Regions from separate parts of the Mus musculus genome. Here region 1 is linked to region 2. A link is a loop called in an ENCODE intact Hi-C map of the cell type or tissue named here. Cell type or tissue: heart. All regions are shown on one strand.

The links. A loop is a pair of places that touch in the nucleus more often than their neighbours do. Peaks named below come from ENCODE experiments on the same cell type or tissue, not always from the same donor. Only the 100,000 strongest peaks of a DNase experiment are listed, where the experiment ranks them.
Region 1: it touches region 2 in a loop (4-fold over the local background); 24 of 42 quality-filtered maps call a loop at or near these places.

Annotation. Positions count from the first base shown.
Region 1 is chrX:98,699,377-98,704,376 of GRCm38, reverse strand. Ophn1 (oligophrenin 1) reads left to right here. Exons shown (of 25, transcript NM_052976.4): 12 at 2,434-2,512. Among named protein-coding and RNA genes, the nearest start is that of Gm26000, 110 kb to the left of the region's middle. In heart, a CTCF peak has its summit at 2,596 (motif pointing left); no DNase peak of the experiment used is centred here.
Region 2 is chrX:98,935,336-98,940,335 of GRCm38, reverse strand. It overlaps Yipf6 (Yip1 domain family, member 6), which reads right to left and starts at 2,555. Exons shown (of 7, transcript NM_207633.2): 1 at 2,048-2,555; 2 at 435-563; 3 at 136-214. The coding sequence starts at 2,104. In heart, a CTCF peak has its summit at 2,319; DNase peaks (open chromatin) are centred at 2,275 and 2,955; H3K4me3 peaks cover 2,786 bases; H3K27ac peaks cover 2,357 bases.

The DNA of each region.
Region 1 (5,000 bases), 240 kb after region 2:
AACAAAATCTATTCTGATTATGGTTCCTACTCCTCCCAAACCCTTCCCACCTCTTCACTCTCCCAAAGCCACACCTTTTCCTGCTCTCTATCATTAGAAAACCTGCAGCCTAGAAAATGTAAGATAAAATAAAAACAAACAAACCTGAATAGGACAAAACAAAAAATGAACAACAACAACAACAACAACAACAAAAACCAAATAGACAAAGAAAAAGCACAAGGAACGCACAATAGACTCAGAACACAGACATTAGCAAACAGAAATCCTATACAAATACAAAACTGGATACTATAATATATAAACAAAAGGCACCTCTATCCTTTGAAATGGAAGTATTTGACATTATTCTGGGGATACGCATACTTGCTGGTTAAGACGTTTCCCCCAAAATCAGTGAATATGCATGCTACCTGGTTTTATTGCCATCCATTATTTCTATATATTAGGCACTGAGTAATAGAGAGGAATTTGGCAAAATGATTACATTTCTAGAAAGGACCTTAATCAAGAAGTTAAAATATTAGGGAAAAATCATTAGGGACTGACATCAACGAGATCAGATACACTAAGAGATTAGAACATTTTCTCTATTATTTGCCTTATTTAAAAATTGGGATGTTTTTGGACCCTCATCATTTTGGGTTTGTGGGTCTCTATGATGTCTTTCTTTAAAAAAAAATAGATGATTCCCATCCAAAGGACTGGGATAGTCAACGATGTTATTAGTAACCATGTGACTGGCACTCATTTTCCTAATAACATCAGGCCCTGGAGGATGAGAAAAAGAACTGTGGGCTTTGACTTCATGCGTGAACCTGTAGCATCTCTGGTTCTGCAGCACTAAGTTAACCAATTTGAATAACACAGCTATTAACCTGGATCTAGGGCCCAAGGCCAGGTGTTTGAATTTCTCAGGAAGGCTGACTTCTTAACTAGTGCACTCTACTGAATATGTGGCATCCATTGCCTATGGGGTCCAGATGGGCAAGCGGAACTTCAGGAGAGCAAACAATTCATCTAAGGTTATAATGAATCCTATGTGAAGGACTCCGAACCAGTCCTTAGGTTTTTTTTCCAGTCTAGTCGTTAAGAGTCTTTAAATTTGACTATCCGTAGCACTGAAGACTCACCAAATGCTTCCTTACGAGTCAGACATTTACTCCTCTAGCTTCTGAGATCAGAAGTGAGCTGGCAGGTAGCCATCTGGGTTTGCTGAGTGACTCCCTCATCAAACTGCCCAACTGGTTTTCATTTGCTTGCTCTCCCTCCTTTTGGCTTTGTGATTTGGCTGATAGCTGTCTTTACAGAGGGCACTAGGCTTGCCAGTCCTACAAGGCATATTCCAAAGGATGAGGTTCTTAGAGAGAAAGGTAAATGGGAAACAGTTTTGAAAGCCAAGGGCTGACTTTCAGTTAATTTTATCTTTAAGAGCATTTAGCTTACCAGGCAAGGGGCATGGCAGGAATTCCCTGATGTAAGCACTGGGAAATAATTCCCAGAGTGTGTGTTCCAGTACACTTAGAGATGAGGAAGTGACAGTGCAGAGACAAAGGGATTAACCCAGCATCTTTAACTGTTCTTGTTATTGCTCTTCCAATCGTGCAACTTGATCTGAGGTGCATGGTGTAGAAAGGTGCGAGGCAAACTTCTCAGAGTGATATGGCTGGCTGGAGACTGTGCTAAGGCTTCATGGCTGCAGGAGTCTGCTCAATACCAAGTGTCCTGTTTGGATATGAAGGTCTAGATATATTAGAATAGGCATATCAATCTTTAGTGTCTCCGGAGAAAAACAGTGTCATCATTCAAGTTTGTTGCTTTAATGCCTGAGAATAGGTTATTCATAAGCAACAGAAAATTATTTCTTAGGGTTCTTAGGTTGGGACTCCAAGATCAGTGTGCTAGCAGGTTTGAAGTCTGAGAATCTTTGTTTCCAAGATAGTGTTTTGCCTCTTCCTTCATCCTCCAGGAAGAACATACTCCTTGTTCTCACATGGAAGAAGGGAGAGAAGGGAATGGACTCTCCACTTCAAACCTTTTTCTAAAGGTGCTGTGTCACTTCGTGAAGACCCAACGTATTATTCTCACATTGGCAATTACATTTCAATATAAGAACATTTTAGAGGGTGTGTGAGGGCGCTTGTTTATATTTTCAGACTATAGTAGATGCTGAAAAGTAAATAGAATCAAACAAAGTTTGGAGCAATGGCCATAGACAAGAGGCCATATAGTATAGTGGTTAAGAATTTTGTTTTAGAAGTATATTATATGCATGTAAGAAAATGTTCCAATATAAATCATCATTTTGTACAATGAATATCCATTAATTGAAACTATATGTTGAAAAAACCAAGCCAAACCAATGAAAGAAGCACAAGATAACACTCTCTCAGGTGAATGGTCTTACTTCAACTTGTTATTTTTCCACCCCAGACCTGGAACCATCACTCTGCAGGCGCCTTCCGAAGCCAATAGAAGGCTATGGATGGAAGCCATGGATGGCAAAGAACCTGTAAGTTATCTCAGACACTGGAGGCGGGTTGAGATGGGTGAGGAAGGAATCTCAGCAGCATAGGTCAGTATCGGAGTGCCCTCTAGTGGCAGCAATGGGGAAATGGTCATAGGTTCTTCAGCAGATTTCTGAATCTTAGTGCTAGAAAGAATTGCCACTTTCTCAACTCTTGTTTAACCCAACCTGAGTTCCAGACATGAGGGACTTCTGTAGGAATTTTATAGGATATCCTCCAGAGACAGTGCTAAAGCTACCTTCTGGCAATATTAGGCTCTTTAGCTATTCCTACAAGCTTTTAAGAATGGAAACTAATCCTTTTTCATAGTATAAAGTCGATTTGTCCATAGAGAAGGGTGGGAAAAATCACTGTCATAGATGTAAGTAAGCCTCCATTTAGCTTTCTTTTCAAAATGATTTTACTAACTTTCTTGCCCTCTCAAACTCAGCTTGTTCTCTTTCATGGGAGAGGAGATAAGAGCTGCTGTCCTTCACCATTTAGGCAGATAGAGAGGGGAAAAAAGTCCTTTAGAAGAGCCAGAATTAGTCCTACATTTAAAACAAAGCAGAAATCATTGGAAAGCATTGTCTTTTCAATAGCGTTTGGTGGCATGCAACAGAATATGAGCTTTGTGGTGTTGGAGCTACAAACACCTGGTCTTGGTTTTGCTGTTACGTGGCGGTGCCTTAAGCCCGGTAGTTTGCTGTCTGTCACTCAGTTTTCTTCTTCTTATTGAAATGGTTTCTTTCTTTCTTTTTTTAAAAAATGATTTCTGTTCTACATACCTTTCAGGATTACTTTGAACAGCCAGGTGAAAACCACCTTACACATGCCACAGTGCTGTATTAGTTTGGGGGTTTTCTTCTCTGGTTTGACAGACTACTACAGTCTTTGCATACAGTGTTACCTCCTGGCTCTCTTCAAGTGAAAACCTATCCTGTGGGGAAACATAAATATTTTTTTCTCCGTGTCCTCTGTTCTCTGTGGAGTAAAGAGGCATCATCAGTGCTTGTGCAGTTCATGGCTTAGTGGGTAAAGGTGCTTGCCATCAAGCTTGGGACCTCACGAGTCCAATGACCTGGCACCTACATGGTGGAAGGAGGGAATTGACTCCCACACGTTGTCCTTTGACCATCACACGTGTTGTGACATGCATGCCCTTCTCCTAATACAAATCAAAATGTAAGTGAAAGAAATGAAGAGTGTAGAAGCCAGCTCTGAGATTGTATCCCCAGCTGCCAGATACAGAGTGAGGTGCACTTCCTGGCAAGTTGAAGCTTGGCGCTTGGCATACCCATGGTGTTTCTCTCAGAGGATGCTAGGAGCAAGGCATTTCTATGTCCATCTCTCTCCTCTACTTGGACACCCTTTAACTTCTTGAATATCAGAAGTTATTAGAAGCTGATTGTGGAGAATGATGCTAAAATATGGATCCTCTGAACATGCAGCCTCCCCAGCTTGGCTGTGGCTGACTCCGCAGAGCCCTTGTTTATAAAAGTCACAGCAAATACTGCTCAATGAAGTAATTATGAGGACCTCACCTATGCAGCACTTTTGAAAAGGAGATAGTAGGCTTGCTTCTTCTAGCCTCACCTAACATTACTGTTTTATTCAACACAAAACCACTGATCATATGAGCCATGTGTGTGCCTTTGCTTCAAGTGTATCAATTAACCATTTTACTCTTACTGTGTACAATTTTGTACTTTGTTGGCTCTTCTTTTTCCAATGTCTTAAGTTGCCTCATTAAGTTATTCAAAATTTATCTGAGTTTTAATGTAGGTGATCAGAGCTATAAACTTCCACTTTAGGACTGTCCAAGAGTGTCCCATGTTTTGATGTATTGCAGTTTAATTTTTTAATATTTTTTATTAGATACTTTATTTACATTTCAAATGTTATCCCTTTTCCTGGTTTCCCCTCTGAAAAACCCCTTGCCTCACCCATCCCCCTGCTCCCAAACCCACCTACTCCCATTTCTGGTCCTGGCATTCCCCTACACTGTGGCATGCAGCCTTCTCAGGACCAAGGACCTCCTCTCCCATTGATGCCAGACAAGGCCATCCTCTGCTACATATGCAGCTGGAGCCATGAGTCCCACCATGTGTACTCTTTGATTGTTGGCTTAGTCTACAGTTTAATTTTTATTAAACTTTACGAAACTTTTGATTTTCTTTTTATTTCTTCATTGATGAATTCATCATTAAATAGTTGTTTAATGTCCATGAACTTGCGTACTTTCTGTTATTTCTCTTGCTGTCGATTCTTAACTTTATGTCATTGTTTCTGAGTGTACATTTCTTTGTATCTTAGTATGTGATCCATTTCAAAGTGAATTCCGTGGGTTAAGTATGTATGTATAGCCGGATAGAGTTTGTATGGAGTGTCTGTAAATTTTTGTTGAGCCTAGTTATCTATGATGCCATTTAGTTTCAATGTTTCTCTGCTACTTTTTGTTTTGTTTTGTTTTGTTTGGGTCCAATTGATCTG
Region 2 (5,000 bases):
CAATTTCATTTACAGAACTGTTTAGTCCTGCAAAACAGCAGCATCCGCCTTATTACTTTTTCCTTTGCTTTATAAAGCAGAACCAATAAACTATCAATGGTTTGAAAGAAATCCTCAAAAACCTCATATACTCACAGTCTCTTAACAGTGCATTACTCTTCCTTGGATATAAAACATGCATAAATTTCCTTCCCACAGCTTTTAGATCTCGCATCTGAAAAACAAAAATAACTCCATGTCCTGTGCTGATCAAAGCACCATGAAGGCCCCTGTTTGCCAAGAACACTAACAACTCAGTCATAGGGGGACTCTTACATTTCAGTAGAAGAAATATATTTAAAAAAAAATCAAAGAACCAAACAAAAGTATTTCAAAGTATTAGTGCCTATTCGCTCCCATAACACTGAAGTGGTCTCTCAACTCGTCTAACTTACAATGGTCCGACGAATGGATTCATTCAGTGTGGAGCTGTCATGTTCTTGAGCACGAGCTCTGGAGGGGATGGTAATCTCCCCTTCTATGGGAATGTCCTGAGAAATTGACACATCAGACAACCCTGCAAACTGAGAAAAGATTGGGGGAAAGAAAATTAAGCTTACAACTGCAAAATGTCTCAGAAACATCACCATTTTCTAGAGTTGGGCCTGGCTATTTAAGGTTTTGCGTAGTAACTAAAAGTAGCTCAACAGACATTGGGCAATACAACTAATTCCTAAACACTCCTAGTTAACACAGTAAGCCCTGTCTACACATGCATGCGTGCATGCGTACAAACTTGCACACGTACTTAAACACATCACAGGCATTACAGAACGGGGAACAGTCTGGAGTAAAGGGAAACTAAGAACAGCTAGGTAACCTGTAACTATGTGGCAGGAGGCATAATGTTTGCATTAGTTTACATATTTTCACTATTCTGTGGTGAGCTTCATCATTTTCCGAACGTCTAAACTTGGGTTTAGAGAGACTTTACTCAGGGTCACAACTGATCCATAAGATGGCCCAAATGACCTTATCCCTTCAGTGCTGGAGATTGGACCGAAAGGGTCTTACGTATGTAATGCACTCTCTTTCCCGCTGAGCTCCAGCCCCAGATTCAATATCCTCCTTTACAGTTTCATTCCTGGTGCCTAAAAGACTGCCTGGAACACTCTAGATGCTCGAGAAATATTTTTGCTGAAGAGATGAACAAATAGAGCTAGTAAGCAGAAGAGCTGGGACTTGAACCAAGTTCCCTTGCCTCTCAGTTCAGTTCTCTGTTACGCTGCCAATTTAAAACAAAAGAAATGAAAGCAGTTACTGAGCAAACAGTATATAAGCAAATACTGTTTGGGAAGAAGAACGACAGGGCGTAACAACGACTTCCTTATACTCCTCCACTCATGACTGTATTAGGCACTTCATAGAAGTTATGCCATTTTAAAGGCAGGTACCTTCTTTTCAGTTTAAGAGTCAAAAACACCCTTCACTGAAACGAAATGCTCAAACTCACAAAAGCTTCAGTGCGAATGCACTCTAGCTCACATGGGGTTAACTGTGAAGCCAGTGTTCTTAAAGCAGTATTGGTGGCTCTTAGTGACATATGTGTCATGAAGGGGATAGCAAGCACCTGCAAATAATAATTAGCTGCTTTGAGTCACCCACCGGGCAAGTAAAGGTTCCGGTTACAACCAATAAAACGACAACGTCCTGTGAGAAGCAGTTTCATTACTTGTGTAGTACTTCACAATGACTGGTGACAAGTCGTGATAAATGACAGCGATAGAGGATACTTCAGAAACCACTCCAAGCTCGGCATTTAACTCACTGTCAAAGAACCCCTAGAGTGTGGACAGACAGCGGAGAGTCTCAGAAAGGCACAGAAGGCCAGCGAATGGAAGGGAGATGCAGCTAACTCAAAGACCAGGTGTAGTGTCAGCTGGTTGTAGACGCCAAGGGCCTGCAAAGCCAAGAAGCTCTGGCTCTCTGATCCCGAAGCCTTCCCGACTCGCTTCCCGGGAGCTCTGCCTCGCCCTCAGTCCCTTCTGCCACTGTCCTCTTAACTCACCAGGGGCTTGGATGCCGCTGCCTCCTGTTCTCCCGGAGAGTCCTCCGCTTCCGCCATCTTGATAAACCTCCAACTGCTCCCCTCCCATGCGTCTCTGCGAAACCTGAGACGTGGAGACCGGGGCTGGTCAGCGCGCGGTCGCGTTAAGACGGCGTCACCGCCGGCGCCTGAGGCTGGCTGCTGCGGCGCCCAGCCGAGTTCCGGTGCTCCGGTAGCCTCCGAGGCTCGAGCGCGAGCCTATTTGCTCACTGTTTGGGGACGCAGTTTCGCTAGGGGGCGCTCCGCCTTCCACGCCCACTGAGAGTGCAGGCTAGAAGCGCCGGCTCGCCCAGCGGTGCCCCAGGCTCCAGCAAACTCCCAGCCGAACCCAATGGAGCCCAGTGATGCTCAGCTGAACCCAATCGAGCCCCGTGATGCTCAGCCGAACCCAATCGAGCCCAGAGGCCCCAGCCAAACTTAGCCGAGCCAAGTGGCATTCAGCCGAACCTAGCTGAACTTAGCCGAACTTAGCGGAACCTAGCGGTACACAGCCAAACACAATCGAGTCCAGAGGCTCCCAGCCAAACCTAGCAGAGCCCAGAGGTGCACAGCCGAACCTAGCCGGACACAGCAGAGCCCGGCAACGCACAGCGGAATACAATGGCGCTCAGAGGCGCCCAGCCGAACCTAGTAGGCACACAACCAAACCTAGCCGAATGAAGCCGAGCCCAATGGAGCCCAGAGGCTCCTGCTAAACTTAGCGGAGCCCAGTAGCGTTCAGCCAAGCCCAGCAATGCACAGCCGAACTTAGCCGAACCCAGCGGTGCACAGCCAAACACAATCGAGCCCAGAGGCTTCCAGCCGAACGTAGCAGAACCCAGAGGTGCACAGCCGAACCTAGCCGAACACAGCCGAGCCCAGCAGCGCACTACCGAACCTAGTCGGCTCACAGCCGAACGCAGCCGAGCCCAGCCGCTCACCACCGAACCTAGTCTGATCACAGCCTGACACAGCCGAACGCAGCCGAGCCCAGAGGCGAACAGCCGAAGCTAGTCGGTGCAAAGCCGAACGCAGCCGAGCCCAGCCGTGCACCACCGAACCTAGTCGGATCACAGCCGAGTGTAGCCGAACGTAGCCGAGCCCAGCGGGCACCGCCGAACCTAGTCGGATCACAGCCGAATGCAGCCGAGCCCAGCAGCGCACAGCTGAACCTATCTGAACGCAGCCAGCGGTGGCCTGCGGCACAGAGCCACACCTAGCCGAGCCCAGACAAACGAAGTCGAACGCATCGGCGTTCAGCCAAGCGCTGCCGAGACCAATGGCGCCCAGTCGATCCCAACCGAACCTAACCGCACCCAGCTGAGAGTAGGCTATCCCACCACCAGCGCCACTGCGGAGCAAAGCGGAGCACTGTGGATCCAAAACGCGCCCAACTAGGACCATCTGAAAGCAGCTGAGACTAGCAGCGCTTGACAGAACCAGTTCACCAGAAGTGGCTCTGAAGTGCCATTCCTCGTGTCCCCAAGAAAAAGGCCTCCGACTTCAAGTTGAAGAACCTGATCCCCTTGTCTACTGCCGTCCTTGCCTTACTAGTTCCCTGAGCTTCATAGCCAGCTTCCATCTCCTTCAAATCCTCAAACCTTTGTATTGTCTCCCCACAGGTCCTGCACAATTATTCTCTCTTTCATCTCCTATCAAGTGGGAGAGCTTCACTCCACTAACTTCCCAAAACCACTACAACTTTGAAGTTGCTAAGCTACTTGGTGGCAAGTACTGAAAATGTCCTTGATCAGTAGAGGCTCCTGGGGTGGGTAGTAGGCGGGGAATGGGTAGGAGTCAGCTACTGTAACCAAAAAAAAAAAAAAAAAAAAAAAGAAAGAAAGAAAAAGAAAAAAAAGAAAAAGTTAAAACAAACAAACAACAACAAAAAAACCACCCCTGCCGGGACCAACTTTCACCCCTACCTCATCCTGGCAAACAATCAAGATGTTTCTGACTCCTGGTTGCTCTGACTCACCTCTTACCCAAGGCTCCAGTGAGGTCAAACAAGAGAGCCATTGTTGGCATCATCAACATTCTCCCTATGCAGTAAAATGCACTGCTTTATATATTTGGATAGGTAATTCAGAAAGGAACCCAGGGAATAGATGGGAGGAGGAGATACGTGGACTGTGGAAAGCCAGACTTCCCAGAATAAGCTTCTGGGGATGGCTATTAGTTATTTTACTTAAATATTAGTACAGTAATTCTCCTTCAAACCAAGTAAAATTTCAGTCCTTAAACAAACACTCGTGGAAGTGATAACAGAGTTGAGGCTTTGCCAGGGCTGTGGTGCTTGCTTGGAGTCCCAAAGGCAGGAAGACTGTTGCTACTTTGAAGCCAGTCTAGTCTACATAGAAAAGTTCAGGCCGGTCATGGCTACTTGGCAAGACCTCCTCTTAAATCTTTTAGGCTAGTTGATATGAACTCATTTTAATTACAAGAGGCATGCAAGGCACGACAGCCCAGGGCAGCTAGGAATGATATCACTAAGGGGTGGCAGGATCATCCTGGGGTACACAGACAGACTCTTACAAACCAATTATAACAACAGCAAAAATGTCTTATACAACTGCTTCAAGGACAGCCTTAGGCTCTCCATCCTAATCCTTCCTCCTGCTACCCCTCTCCCATGTCTCCCACACTTATCCATTCACTCAAGTTCCTTCCTACTTCCATTGGTAACTTCTAGTTTCTTGCCAGCCTCCAACATTAGTTCCCCCCCCCCCCCACCTGCAACCCAGTTTTCATCTCTAACCTCAACTCTTAGCATCTTTACCTTTCTTTAAAAATGTCATTGATGCTGAGTTAAGAGAAGGAAAGGCCATAAAACAAGCCAAGACATTTTCAGGATACCTAAGGATTATTTCAAACTCTTGGTGTTCCCTGTTCTCAGTTAACTAAGTGATACTGGCTGGATGTGATGCTTTGAGTT